4 separate regions of the Homo sapiens genome follow, and regions 1, 2 and 3 are each linked to region 4. A link is a contact called in ENCODE Hi-C or POLR2A ChIA-PET data. All regions are on one chromosome and are shown on one strand. The core of a region is the stretch at or near the end of the contact, and the rest is flanking DNA. Distances in the headings are between cores, read along the strand shown.

The links. Hi-C counts contacts between places; a loop is a spot of excess contacts on that map. ChIA-PET counts read pairs that join two places held with the same protein, here RNA polymerase II (POLR2A). Pooled maps may share reads with other maps.
Region 1: a loop to region 4 is called in a pooled map, with 5 times the contacts of the local background. The contact joins two enhancer-like sites. A Hi-C loop is called at or near these places in 5 of 50 pooled maps. POLR2A ChIA-PET finds 5 or more read pairs at or near these places in 3 of 52 experiments (AG04450, H1 and Panc1).
Region 2: a loop to region 4 is called in a pooled map, with 4 times the contacts of the local background. The contact joins two enhancer-like sites. A Hi-C loop is called at or near these places in 1 of 168 maps with a recorded cell type or tissue (sigmoid colon) and 6 of 50 pooled maps. POLR2A ChIA-PET finds 5 or more read pairs at or near these places in 1 of 52 experiments (GM10248).
Region 3: a map of PC-9 shows a loop between it and region 4 (8-fold over the local background). The contact joins two enhancer-like sites. A Hi-C loop is called at or near these places in 5 of 168 maps with a recorded cell type or tissue (PC-3, PC-9, naive thymus-derived CD4-positive, alpha-beta T cell and 2 more), 14 of 37 single-sample maps with no recorded cell type and 20 of 50 pooled maps. POLR2A ChIA-PET finds 5 or more read pairs at or near these places in 5 of 52 experiments (AG04450, GM12878, H1 and 2 more).

The regions. Positions count from the first base shown.
Region 1 is chr10:12,241,009-12,244,635 of GRCh38, forward strand. All of the region lies in intron 10 of CDC123 (cell division cycle 123), which reads left to right. Among named protein-coding and RNA genes, the nearest start is that of CDC123, 47 kb to the left of the region's middle. Within about 2 kb of position 1,368, at least 15 of the 41 ENCODE cell types and tissues checked have a DNase peak (open chromatin) inside an H3K27ac peak, as active enhancers do.
Region 2 is chr10:12,698,013-12,701,721 of GRCh38, forward strand. All of the region lies in intron 3 of CAMK1D (calcium/calmodulin dependent protein kinase ID), which reads left to right. Among named protein-coding and RNA genes, the nearest start is that of MIR548Q, 25 kb to the right of the region's middle. Within about 2 kb of position 1,484, at least 3 of the 41 ENCODE cell types and tissues checked have a DNase peak (open chromatin) inside an H3K27ac peak, as active enhancers do.
Region 3 is chr10:12,262,842-12,266,036 of GRCh38, forward strand. No RefSeq gene overlaps it. Among named protein-coding and RNA genes, the nearest start is that of CDC123, 68 kb to the left of the region's middle. RefSeq lists silencers at 849-898, 1,469-1,528 and enhancers at 1,336-1,874, 1,749-1,848. Within about 2 kb of position 1,735, at least 24 of the 41 ENCODE cell types and tissues checked have a DNase peak (open chromatin) inside an H3K27ac peak, as active enhancers do; they include PC-9, where a contact is called at or near this core.
Region 4 is chr10:12,447,227-12,450,490 of GRCh38, forward strand. All of the region lies in intron 1 of CAMK1D (calcium/calmodulin dependent protein kinase ID), which reads left to right. Among named protein-coding and RNA genes, the nearest start is that of CAMK1D, 99 kb to the left of the region's middle. RefSeq lists an enhancer at 1,180-2,379. Within about 2 kb of position 1,630, at least 14 of the 41 ENCODE cell types and tissues checked have a DNase peak (open chromatin) inside an H3K27ac peak, as active enhancers do; they include PC-9, where a contact is called at or near this core.

The DNA of each region.
Region 1 (3,627 bases), core at 118-2,617, 210 kb before region 4:
AGGTTACACCTGACCAGATCCCCCCAGGAATGCATCACAGTACCTGCAGGCTTCCTCAGAGCTTGCCTTTACAATATAGGGTTACACTCTTCAGGGTTTTTGGGGTTTCGTAGAGAAATGATGTTTCAGTATAATTTCTACTTCTATTTTTCTTAGTAAGTGAGGATGAAGTTTATCTTTTCATATATTTAAGGGTCGTTTCTGTGAACCATTGCTTCATGTCTTTTTCACTTTTTTCTATTGTCTCATTTTCCTCAAAATAGAGGCACTGTTTATGTATTACAGAGATTAGGCCTTTGTCATTAGTCTTTTCCTGTGAACGAGATCACATAGATTATTTGTTTCTTTTCTGGCTTTTGAATTTCAGCCATCATTTTAAAAAATACTTCCCCATGGTTTTTGTCCAGTTCTTTTGTAACTTCTTGTTCTCCATTTCAATATTGGATGTTTGGCTTTTGTTCCTTTGCGTGTTTGGTATGCGATATGGATCCCCCTTAGTCTTTTTGTCTAGCATCAATATATTTATTTTATACTGTCCTTCAGATTGATGATGATTTCCAGAGTTCTTGGGGCTTTAATGCCTGTTGCGTTTACAGACTCTCATCCGGGTTGGTTGTTTCTTTTTTGTTTTGTAAATCAGTTTATTTATTTACTTTGAGTTCATCTTCAGTGAGCTTGTTCTTTTTGTTTGTTCTTTTGTTTGTGAGAATCCCAAAGATCCAAAATTTTGGGTTTTTCATTTGCTTCTACCATGTTCCTCAAAACTCATTCAGAGAAGAACAGTCATTGTGTCCTGCCCTGTCATTAGAACTGTCTCCTCACACTCCCTTTCCTGAGACTGTCGCCTTCTGGAGTTTGTGTCTGAGTTCTGATTCCCTTCCTGTGGCCAGGCTGCTAGGAGACCCTCCCACGGGTTCCCACAGCACTAGAGTTGATAGGCTTAGTTCTGTTCTTCGGGTTCTTGTTTCTGGCCCCGGGGGATTTCCCGGTCTTTCTCATAATCTCAATTACACTTTTAAACGGCTTGTCGTAGCATGTGTTTCATCCTGTTTGGAACAGCAAGCCTTGAGAGTTACATAGCTGGCTGTATTTCAGGAGCCCTCACATATCTCACACTCCAGCCAAAATAACCTATTCCCGCAACAGGCGGTCGTGGCGTGGCCTCTGTACGTGAGAGCCGTCGTTCTTGTTAAGTGGTCCGCTTTTCCTGCCAACACCACCCTCCTCCCAGGGCATCTCTGTTATCCCTCAGGTGCCCAGGTCCTTTGGGAAGCATTTCCAGCCTTCCCTCGCACATGTAGGCAGGCTCTCCTGTGTGCCTCTCCGCTCTCACAGTTCCCTGTTCTTGCCTCTCTTGAAGCAAAATACCCTGCACATTGCCATTGTTGGATGGCTTTTGGTTCTGTTTTGGGGAAGTGGAGATGTGTGTTCTGCTCAAGCCTGAGCTCTTGGAAGGAGTCGATTTTGTGTTACGATCTTCATGCCCAGTGCCTAACACAGTGTCTGGTCCCTAGAGCTTGATCGGGGCAGGGAGACAGTCAGCTGGTACAAGGACAGTTAGTCCGACTGCTCTTTGCTTATTGGATTGCCTCAAAGCAGAATTAACTTCTCAGGCTGTTTGTGCTTGAGATGTCACATGAAAACATGTTATGGCCGGGCGTGGTGGCTCACACCTGTAATCTCAGCACTTTAGGAGGCTGAGGCAGGCAGGTCACCTGAGATCAGGAGCTCAAGACCAGCCTGGCCAACATGGTGAAACCCCGTCTCTACTAAAAATACAAAAGTTAGTCAGGCACAGTGGCAGGCGCCTGTAATCCCAGCTACTTGGGAGGCTGAGGCAGGAGAACCACTTGAGCCCAGGAGGAGGAGGTTGCAATGAGCTGAGATCGCGCGACTGTACTCCAGCCTGGGCAACAGGGCGAGACTCTGTCTCAAAAAAAAAAAGTTATAAAATCCTGATCCTGATCCTCCTAGTTTATAGAAGTTACAGCTGGGTTTTTTTTAATTTACTTAAACTCTTTTTTTTTGTACTAGAGGATAGCTTCTGAGCTACAGAGTACACTACCAATTAACAGTGGTGGTTTGTTTTCATTTAAAAATGTGTTTTGGGCTGGGTACAGTGGCTCACGCCTGTAATCTCAGCACTTTGGGAGGCCTAGGCGGGCAGATCACCTGAGTTTAAGAATTGGAGACCAGCCTGACCAACATGGTGACACCCCATCTCTACCAAAAATAGAAAATTAGCCAGGCGTGGTGGTGCATACCTGTAGTCCCAGCTACTTAGGAGGTGGAGGCAGGAGAATTGCATGAACCCAGGAAGGGGAAGTTGCAGTGAGCCGAGATCTCACCATTGCACTCCTGCCTGGGCAACAAGAGTGAAAAAAAAAAAAGGAAAAAATGTGGTTTGGTTTTTTGCATTGTGGCATATTCCTATATTAAAAGTGTGATTGTTTAAAAAAAAATGAGTTAGTTTTACTGACTATAAAAAGCCAAGTAGAGGCTGGGCACAGAGGGTCACGCCTGTAATCCCAACACTTTGGGAGGCTGAGGCAGGCAGATCACGAGGTCAGGAGATCGAGACCATCCTGACACAGTGAAACCCTGTCTCTACTAAAAATACAAAAAATTAGCTGGGCGTGATGGCGGACGCCTGTAGTCCCAGCTACTTGGGAGGCTGAGGCAGGAGAATCACTTGAACTCGGGAGGCGGAGGTTGTAGTGAGCAGAGATCGCACCACTGCACTCCAGCCTGAGTGACAGAGCGAGACTCCATCTCAAAAAAAAAAAAAAAGAAAGTCAAGTAGAAAAGATTTGGAGGTTAGAAAATGTCCATTTTGTATCATGACATATATTGAAGACATCTTAGCAGTATTCTCCAAAATAAAGTTGACATCATTACCAAGAAGTTGTTTGACGGCTGATACTGTTTCACATAGTTCCAGGAATGAAGAAGTGGGTGCCAAATGGAGGTGAGGAAACAACTCAAGCGGTGAGAAATTTGCAGGGCCTCTCCTGGGGCTTGTATAAAATGAGGAACTTACCTAAATGGGTTGTGCTGAAAACATCCTGCGAAAACATCCTGCGACAGGCCTGTGCCACTTAACTGGAGGTTCTGGTATTTGAAGCAAGTCCTAATTAGATGTTGCATCTTTCTTAACAGTTTGCTCTCGCTCAGCTGAGAAACAGTGCCAGATATTAGGCATGCTGGCTCAGCGGTCTTGTTGCTTGGAATTTCACAGACACACACCCGCTCAGGACATGGCGGCAACACATTTATAGAAAAAAACAAATTCATTATTAACCAGATGGCACAAATATATGAATGTTTCAGTGAGAAAAGTGAAAAGGAGCAAAGATAAACCTTTCGAGGAAACATCCATCCACTTCGTGTCAATAGGTGTTCGTGATCGGATGCCGTGGCCGTCATTCCTGGCGGCGCAGCCCCTGTGCCCCCGCTCTGTGCGTGTCAGCACTGGCTGTTTTCTGCTCAGAGGCCCCAGCCCTACCTCAGCACAGTGCCCCCAGCTCAAAGGTGACCTTTCCCTGAGGAGAGTCACCAAATTGCCCACCTGTGGTTTCAGAACAGGACAAGGTAGACATTTCTTTCAGAGGTTGGGGTGGTTTTTTT
Region 2 (3,709 bases), core at 234-2,733, 250 kb after region 4:
GCTGTGTGGCCTTGGAATGGCTGCCATTTACTGAAATAGTGATACTGGTTGGGCCAAGTTTTCTAAAAGTAGTGACATTATAAATACTACTCCGTTGTCAGGCGTAATACAGTTTTTCAGTGTGCCTAAACTGCAGAAACATAATACTTGCCCAAGAGTTTTACATGGTGTTATTTGATGCATAAACTCATGATGTCACTTGATGCAAAATAGTTGTTCATGAAATTTAAAAATAGCCTCATCCTCAGGAATGTTTAAGACATTTACAGTTACCATGTATACTGGATTAGTGAATACCGAACCATTGCTTCTAGGGGAAATACAGGGTTAGTTCACTTCCAGCCTCTGAGAACACATTTTTATAACCTCGTTTTATATATGTCAATACATAACCTGTTTTATGTGTGTTTCTGTTTAAAGACACCTCATTTAATATATGAGGAGACTTCAAAAAGTTCATGGGAAAATGGAATTAACAGGTAAAAAATTTAAATATGAACTTTATTTCTCAAAATAATCTCCATCAAGGTCGGGAGACTTGTAAGTGCTGATAGCAACCATTTAGTTCATCCCTAAAGAACTGAGGGTCCTGGGAACTTAACCATGTCAGTGTGGTGTTTTTTACATTATTAGCTGAAGAAAAATGATGCCCTTTAAAGAATTTTTTTTTTTTTTTTTTGAGACGGAGTGTCGCTCTGTCACCAGGCTGGAGTGCAGTGGTGTGATCTCGGCTCACTGTATCCTCCGCCTCCTGGATTGAAGCGATTCTCCTGCCTCAGGCTCCCAAGTAACTGGGACTACAGGTACGTGCCACCACGCCCAGCTAATTTTTGTATTTTTAGTAGAGACGGGGTTTCACCATGTTGGCCAGGATGGTCTCGAGCTCTTGACCTCGTGATCTGCCTACCTCAGCCTCCCAAAATGCTGGGATTACAGGCATGAGCCACTGCACCCGGCCTAGAGATTCTTTTTTTTAAGATAAGGAAGTAAAAAGAAATCAGAAGGAGCCAAATCAGAGCTGTAAGGGGGATGCCTAATGATGTCCTACTGAAATTCTCCCCAAATTGCCCTTGTGTGATGAGAGGAATGAGCAGGAGCCTTGTTATGGTGGCGAAGGACTCTCTGGTGACCCTTTCTCAGGCATTTTTCTGCTAAGGCTTTGGTTAACTTTCTCAAAACACTTTCATAATAGGGAGATATTATTTTATGGCCTTCCAGAAAGTCAGCAAGCAAAATGCCTTGAGTGTCCAAAAGAACTGTGATCATGTCTTTTGCTGTTGACCGGTCTGCTTTTGCTGTGACTCGACCTCTTCTACTTCTTGGTAGCCATTGCTCTGATTGTGCTTTTTCTGGGAAAAAGCGTTGTACTGGGAAAGCCGTGTTTTGTTTCCTGTTACAGTTCTTCAAGGAAATGCTTCAGGATCTTGATCCTACTTGTTGAAAATTTCCGTTGAGATCTCTGCTCTTGTCTGAAGCTGAGCTGAGCTCAGTGGTTTTGGCGCCCATAGAGTGGAAAGTTTACTCAGCTTTAATTTTTCAGTCAGAATTGTGTAAGCTGAACCAATTGAGATGTCTGTGGTGTTGGTTGTTGCTTCTGCTGTTAATCATTAGTCCTCTACAGTTAGGGCTGTAACTTGAAAAAAAAAAACAAGATGATTTTTTTTTTCCTTGCTGATTGATGAGGACGGTTTGCCGCCGTGGACTTCATCTTCCACATCAACTTGTTAAAACAAGTTATTCATTTGGAAACTGCTGATTTCTTTGGGGCATTGTCCACATAAACTTTTCATAAGGCATCAATGATTTCACCATTCCTCCACACAAGTGTCACCATAAATTTGCAGTTTGTTCTTGCTTCAATTTTAGCAGAATTCATGTTGCTCTGATAGGGGCTCTTTTCAAAATGACGTCTTTTCCTTCTTACTGTCTCAAACTAGATCCTGTCTAAACATGTTGTAGCAAGCTAGTACACATTTATTTTGGTGCAAAAAAAAAATGGAAATTCATGCATAGTTTTTTCGTAATACTCATTTTCCACGAACTTTTTGAAGTCCCTTAGTATATTTTTGATTCATTTAGCATCGAGTTCACAGCCAACAGCACAATATAACCCACAGCTGAACAAAGCTTACATAACACACATATTTTCTCTGTAAGGCGTCATAGATTAGTCCATTCTCATGCTGCTAATAAAGACATACCAGAAACTAGGTAATTTATAAAGGAAAGAGGTTTAGTTGACTCCCAGTTGCGCAGGCCTGGGGAGGCCTCAGGAAACTTAGAATCATGGCAAAGGGGGAAGCAAACATGTTCTTCTTCACGTGGTGGGAGGAAGGAGAAGTGCTGTGCAAGAGGGAGAAGCTCCTTATAAAAACCATCAGATCTTGTGACAACTCAGTATCATGAGAACAGCAGCATGGGGGTAACCGCCCCCATGATTCAACTACCGCCCACTGGGCCCTCCCACCACATGTGGGAATTAAAGGGAACTACAGTTCAAGATGAGATTTGGGTGGGGACACAGCCAACCAATATTACTCAGCCTTTCTGAGCTTAGGAGCACTAAGTAGCTCTGTAGCACTGTGCCTGCGGCCTGTTTCAAACAAAATCTCAAGCAAAAAGCAAACATATATGAAAGACATGGCACGAAATAGCCCAGAGAAAGGACCCTTGTTGACAGTAGGAGAGCTGAAGCAGGAAGGCACAGTGTCATCTTGTTTGACCTCAGCCTGGAATGTGCATGTCCAGTAACTCGAATTTTCTCCCCTCTGCTCCCATGTCCAGGAATGACCACAAAATTGCCACAAGTATTGATTTCTAAGTTTCAAAGAAATTTTAGCCAGCAGGTGAATTTGTAAATACAGATCGGTGAATAATGAGGACTGACCATACTTACATTCTAATGTTCTTAACTAAATATCTTTCTCCACGTATGTATAAAGCATAAAATTTTCTCCTTTCCAGTCTAAAGGTCAGTGCCTAAAGGAGTGAAATGGTGAGAAGGGGCTGGATCCAAGCTGTTATTGGCTATGATTGAAAATTTACTGCTATTTAAAAGTGCATATTTCCACTTTTAAGTTGCCCATAGATTCTTCTTTTTTTTTTTTTTTCTTTTTTTGAGATGGAATTTACTCTTGTCACCCAGGCTGGAGTGCAATGGTGTGATCTCAGCTCACTGCAACCTCCGCCTCCGGGGTTCAAGCGATTCTTCTGCCTCAGTCTCCCGAGTAGCTGGGATCTCATACATTATTCTTTAGTGTCCAAAGGGTTTTTACTTCCAATGGCTTATTTGTGGAATTTATAAACGGAAGTGATTTGCAAACAACCAACAAAAAGCACACCAAAATAACCTGCACAAAGATTACAAAGACTTTAATAAATTAATTACGGTTACTTGTCATCATTTCCCTGTTTTAAGTACACCCCTGAACAGGCCTCAGGCTTCTTCCAGTATGGGCTGGCCTGGGGATGGGGAGGACGAAGGTCTACCCCAGCCCTCTCTGGCCACAGAGGCTGCATTGCCCCCTCTCTTTCAGTTCGATTTTGTTTAAGGCAGTGTGGCTTCTTAAGTGACATGTCTGTGATGATCACCCCAGGCTTTCTACATCAAAATGTTTAAGTATCTATCTTCCAGTGACCTTCATGTCATTTCCCAGTATTCTTTTTAGGAGACTGCCATAAATTCAGGCAGTTTGAGCATTCTCCAAAC
Region 3 (3,195 bases), core at 485-2,984, 180 kb before region 4:
TGTGATCTTTTTCCTAAGTAAATGGGACAGCTGCATCGTTTACATTAAGATTCATGCAGACAGCTCTGGTTAATTCTTTCTCAAAATAAAAACAGTTAATAGACAAACCCAAACCTCAGGTTCATTTCAGGTTGTCTGTCTGAAACCAACCTATCCATGACTATGTCTGGAAAAATTCTCTTCCCTTTTAAACCATTCAGACATGAGCTGGTACAACATAGTCTTATGGCTTGAACCTCTAGATGAAGGTTTTTTTTCTCAAAGAAAGAAAAATAATTTTTGTTTTTGTTTTTTGAGCCAGGGTCTAGCTCTGTCGCCCAGGCTAGAATGGAGTGGCACAATCTCGGCTCATTGCAACCTCCACTTACTGAATTCAAGCAATTCTCCTGCCTTAGCCTCCTGAGTAGCTGGGACCAAAGAGGTACACCACGACATCTGGCTAATTTTTGTATTTTTAGTAGAAATGGGGTTTCACCATATTGGCCAGGCTGGTCTCCAACTCCTGACCTCAAGTGATCAGCCATCTTGGCCTCCCAAAGTGCTGGGGTTACAGGCATAAGCCACTGTGCCCGTACATAATTCTCATTTTAAAAAACTTTTTATTTTTTATTTTTGCAGAACTGTCAAACTCCTTCCTCAAATTTTCTTCCTATTTTATGATTGCTGACTTTGGGGTGGGGGAAGTCGCAGTGAATATTTATTAACTGTTAGATCCAATGGAACATGTGTCATGGACTCTTTTTCAACTAAGAAGTGGAAGCTGAAGCTGTCTTTCTTTTTTGATTTTAAAATTTCACCTTTATGTTAGATTGGGAAGTACATGTGCAGGTTTGTGACAAGGGTATATTGCGGGATGCTGAGGTTTAGGGTGTGACTGAAGCCCTCATCCAGGTCGTGAGCACAGTAACCAACAGGTCGTTTTTCACGCCTTCCCCTCTCCCTCCCTCTCCCCTCTGGGAGTCCCCAGTGTCTTGTTCCCCTCCTTCCGCCCATGTGTACCCTATGTTTGGCTGCCACTTAATAAGTGAGAATATGCGGTATTTGGTTTTCCGTTTCTGCGTTAATTTGTTGAGCATAATGCTGTTTTCTTTTTTTTCTTTTAGACAGAGTTTCGCTCTTGTTGCCCAGGCTGAGTGCAGTGGTGCCATCTCAGTTCACTGCAACCTCCACCTCCCGGGTTCAAGCGATTCTCCTGCCTTAGCCTCCCGAGTAGCTGGGATTACAGGCGTGTGCCACCACGCCTGGCTAATTTTTGTATTTTTAGTTGAGATGGGGTTTCATCATATTGGTCAGGCTGGTCTCGAACTCCTGACCTCAGGTGATCCACCTGCCTCGGCCTCCCAAAGTGCTGGGATTACAGGCGTGAGCCACCGCGCCTGGCCATGCTGTTTTCTTAAACTAATCAAAAATAGTCTAAATACTGTACTTCACAGAATTTGTAAGGCTGGAAGAATCGGCCTGTGGCTGCTTCCAGCCTGGGAAAGGGATGGGCCACAAGATGGCGCCGCGCGTGCGGCGGTGAAGGCCGAGGCCGCCAGTGCCAGGTGGATGCCCGCCCTCCCCCAGGCCCTCAGGCCACGAGCAGGGGCGGGGGCACGGCTCACGATGTCATTTACACCGAGACAAAAGCCTAAATTGCTCCCTGTGCTTTCAGTGACCTAGGCCTTCCTCTCGTATTCTCTTTCTCTCGTATTCTCAAGTGTTTCTAGAAATGTGCTCTGGAGACATCCCCAAGCCAGTAGCTCCTCCCTCATTCTGAGAAGGCGGTTTAGTGCAGCTGGTCTCTGAAGGCATTGGGTGTTTTCCCCTCAGCTCCCGAGGGACAGCGTGGGAGGGTGGTGCTCTGGGCCTTCTCTCTACCATGCTTTGTTGTTGTTGATTTGTTTAAGCGCCAAACACTGAGTTTCCTTAATGTACCTGTGGGAAGATCAGTGGCAGAACTAGCAGAGGCTGTGTCCGGGCGCGGTGGCTCGCGCCTGTAATCCCAGCTACTGGGGAGGCTGAGGCAGGAGAATCGCTTGAGCCTGGGAGGTGGAGGTTGCAGTGAGCCGAGATCACACCACTACACTCCAGCATGGGTGACAGAGCGAGACTCCATCTCAAAAAAAAAAAAAAAAAAAAAAAAAAAAAAAAAAAGAACTAGCAACAAGCAAAGGCTGTGTTGCTTATGATACTTATTCCTGACAAAGGAAGGATGAACCTGAACTCTTAAATCTAAGGTGTTACCGGAAAGGGGTCCCGATCTAGACCCCAAGAGACCCTCGCACAAGAAGGAATTCAGGGCGAGTCCATAGAGTAAAGTGAAAGGAAGTTTATTAAGAAAGTAGAGAAATAAAAGAATGGCTACTCCATAGATAGAGTAGCGCAGGGGGCTGCTGGTTGTCCATTTTTATGGTTATTTCTGGATGATACGCTAAACAAGCGGTGGATTATTCATGCCTCCCCTTTTTAGACCATACAGGGTAATTCCTGATGTGGCCTTGGCATTTGTAAACTGTCATAGCGCTGGTGGGAGTGTAGCAGTGAGGACCACCAGAGGACACTGTCCTCGCCATGTTGGTTTTGGCCACTGTTTTACTGCAACCTGTTTTATCAGCAAGGTCTTTATGACCTGTGTTTTGTGCGGATCTCCTATCTTATCCTGTGACTTAGAATGCCTTAACCATCTGGGAATGCAGCCCAGTAGGTCTCAGCCTTATTTTACCCAGCTCCTGTTTAAGATGGAGTTGCTCTGGTTCAAACGCCTCTGACAAAGGGACAGTCATTTCACCTCACACATGAAAGCAAACCTAAAATTTTCTCTATTGGAAGTTCAATCTTGGCTAAGGGCATGATTTAGAAATCAAAGGAGTCTGACCTTCACGTGGTTTTGAACACTTGTGGAAAGGTAGCTGTGGGAAGGGACGTAGCCTTTGTAATGCAAGAGGAGAGAATGGGGTGTGGGGCGTGTGGCCCAGAAATGACACAGAACTCTGACAGCACTGCCCGGTTGCCATGTAGCTAGGTAAATATTTGCAAAGCACCTACTGCTTCTCCGGACTCGGGGCAAGTGTCTACTGGGCATGAAACCATCTCCGTGGGGAAGTGAGCCTTACCCAGTTCTTATCTCCCTCTTGAGGCCAAGTTCACAGAATATGACACAACTTCCAGAGGAAAGGGGGGCCTGCCAGTTCTTATCTTCCTCTCTCAGCTGGC
Region 4 (3,264 bases), core at 380-2,879:
TGGAGAAGTTAGCAAAGGTATTGGAAGGCCAACAACAATTTATTTCCCATGTCACTCTTTCTGCAGAAACTCACCTAGAGTCCTTAAAGGGAATAACTGGTAACTTTCTGATATATCATGATGAGAGGCCTCTGCTGGCCACTGGGCAGCCTTCAGATAGTTTTTTCCTTTTTTAAAATGTTTAAATTTTTAGGGCTAGGTGTGGTGGCTCATGCCTGTAATCCCAACACTTTGGGAAGCTGAGACAGAAAGATTGCTTGAGGCCAAGAGTTTGAGAACAGCCTGGGCTACATAGCAAGACCCCGTCTCTCCAAAAAATTAAGAAATTAGCTGAGTGTAGTTGTGTGCACCTGGGGTCCCAACTACTCAAAAGAGTGAGGTGGGAGGATTGCCTGAGCCTGAGAGGTTGGGACTGAAGTAAGCCAAGATTGTGCCACAGCATTCCAGCCTTGGTGATAGAGTGAGATCCTATTTCAAAAAAAAATATTGATTTTAAGTTAATTTTGTAGTTCACTGTAGTCTTGAACTCTTGGACTCAAGTGATCCTCCTGCCTCAGCCTCCTGAGTAACGAGGACTACAGGTATGTATCACCATGCTTGGCTGATTTATTTTTTTTACTTATTTTTATTATTATTATTTTTTGAGATGGAGTTTCGCTCTTGTTGCCCAGGCTAGGGTGCAATGGCACAATCTCGGCTCACTGAAACCTCTGCCTTTGGATTCAAGTGATTGTCCTGCCTCAGCCTCCCAAGTATTTGGGATTACAGGTGTGTGCCACTACACCTGGCTAATTTTTTTCTGTTTTTAGTAGAGACAGGGTTTCACCATGTTGGTCAGGCTAGTCTCGAACTCCTGACCTTAAGTGATCCTCCTGCCTTGGCCTCCCAAAGTGTTGGGATTACAGGCATGAGCCACGACTCCTGGACTTTTTTACTTACTTTTACTTTTTGTATTTTTATTTTTACTTATTTTTATTTATTTATTTTTTTGTTTCTCTATATTGCCCAGGCTGATCTTGAACTCCTGGCCTCAAGTGATCCTCCTGCCTTGGCCTCCCAAAGTGTTGGGATTACAAGCGTGAGCCACGATGCCTGGATTTTTTACTTATTTTTACTTTTTGTATTTTTATTTTTGCTTATTTTAATTTTTATTTTTTTTTTGTTTCTCTATATTGCCCAGGCTGATCTTGAACTCCTGGCCTCAAGTGATCCTCCTGCCTCAGCCTCCCAAAGTTGCTGAGATTACAGGTATGGGCCACCATGCCTGGCCCACAGAGTTCTCTGGAGGAGAAACTGTAGAGCCGTGTGGATTCTTGCCTGGGTTTGTTTAGAGATACTACGGACTTCTTGCCTAGGTTTGTTTGGAGAAGAGTCAAGCAGTACTTGAGTGATTTGAATTTTTGTTGAGAAAAACAAAGTGAAAAACATTTTTTCGACATCAGATATGTTGTTTTAGCCTCTGTGGCAGATTTTATTTTTCTCTTTTACTTTTTGTTTTTATCCTTTTGTACTATTTTTAAAGAAAGGAATGAGAAGAAATTATCCCCGGACCATTCCTCCCGGTGAAAAACATGAAATGTGACTATCCGGAAATGGAGTGTGATCACAGGGGCACGTACGGCTGAGTCATCCAAAACGCTGACTGTCGTGTAGGGCTCCGTGGTTTTGGTGGTTTTCTTAACTTCTCTGTGCCCTGGTTACTTCATCAATGTGATGGAGATAATAATCTCATCGGATGTTGTGATTTACTGAGATCATTCTTGTAAACACTTAGAATAGTTCCTGGTACACAGCAAGCGGTTTGTGATTGTTATTGTATGATTCTATCCAGATTCTATTACGTCATGTTACTATGTTATGAAAGATTCCAGTTCCTTGGTGCACTGATGTGGTCTTTGAAACTCAGAACAAATGTTACCTGGGCCGATGTTACATGAGTATTTGGCCATTAAAATCAGATAAAGAGGCCAACCTAGCAAGTTACTCTCATTGAAGTGTGGCTTGTCTGCCATCCTCATTGGGAGCACGTAGAACCTCCCCAAGCTGAGTGGGCAGGGTCCGTGTGGCTGTGTGAAGGGCCCCGTCGTCTTGTGTAGCTGCTCCCGTGTTGAGAGTATAGCATGTTGAAAACAGCCTTGGCAGGAACCACGCTTGCTGTTAACCAGCTCGTCCACTAACCAGCTGTGTATACCCTAGGTCAGGCCAGCTGTTTAAAAAAAAAAAAAGTGAAGATATTTGCTAAGAGAGTAGATCTCAAGTGCCATCATCACACGCACACAAGGGGTGATGATGGCAGTTGATAGGTATGTTAGCTTGATCATGGTGATCATTTTATGATGTATACATATATCAAAACATCATGTTACGATGTATACATATATCAAAACATCATGTTACGATGTATACATATATCAAAACATCATGTTGTATACCTAAATATATACCATTTTTATTTGTCAGTCATACCTCAGTAAAGCTTAAAAAAAGACACATGTTGGCCGGGCGTGGTGGCCCACGCCTATAATCATTTGGGAGGCCTAGGTGGGTGGATCACTGGAGGTTAGGAATTTGAGATTAGCCTGGCCAACATGGCGAAACCCCACCTCTACTAAAAATATAGAAATTATCTGGGCATGGTGGCAGGCGCCTGTAATCCCAGCTAACTGGGAGGCTGAGGTGGGAGAATCGCTTGACTTGGGAGGCAGAGGTTGCAGTGAGCCGAGATTACACCACTGTACTCCAGCCTGGGCGACAGAGCGAGACTCCATCTCAAAAAAAATACACACGTATATAAAAAAAGTAAATTGGAGACATCTTGATGTTACACCCATACTAACAGTAGTGTCAATCTCTGTTCCTTCACCCAAGGAAGGAAAGAAGGAAGGAAGGGAGGGAGGGTGGGGAGAGAGAGAAAGAAGGAAGGAGGGAAGGAAAAAGGGAAAGAAGGAAGGAAGGAAGAAGGAAGTTTCCCTATGTAATTAAAATAGCATTATCACAACTAATACAATTAATACTAATTTCTTAATATCCAGTTTGTATTCCAGTTTCCCCAGTTACATTTGGGTTATATACTGAGTTTACAGCTCCACAGTCTCTTCGTGTGGGGAATGAGGAGGTGGAACTAACTCCATGAGCTCTCAGGTTTATATAAGCGTGAAAGTTTTATGTTTAATACCATTAGGAAGAGCCGTTGTGATTTTGTTAATTTCTTGTTCTTAAAGAAGGATCGAAGCTTTAGAGACATAAACGTGGCTCTCTAGCCAG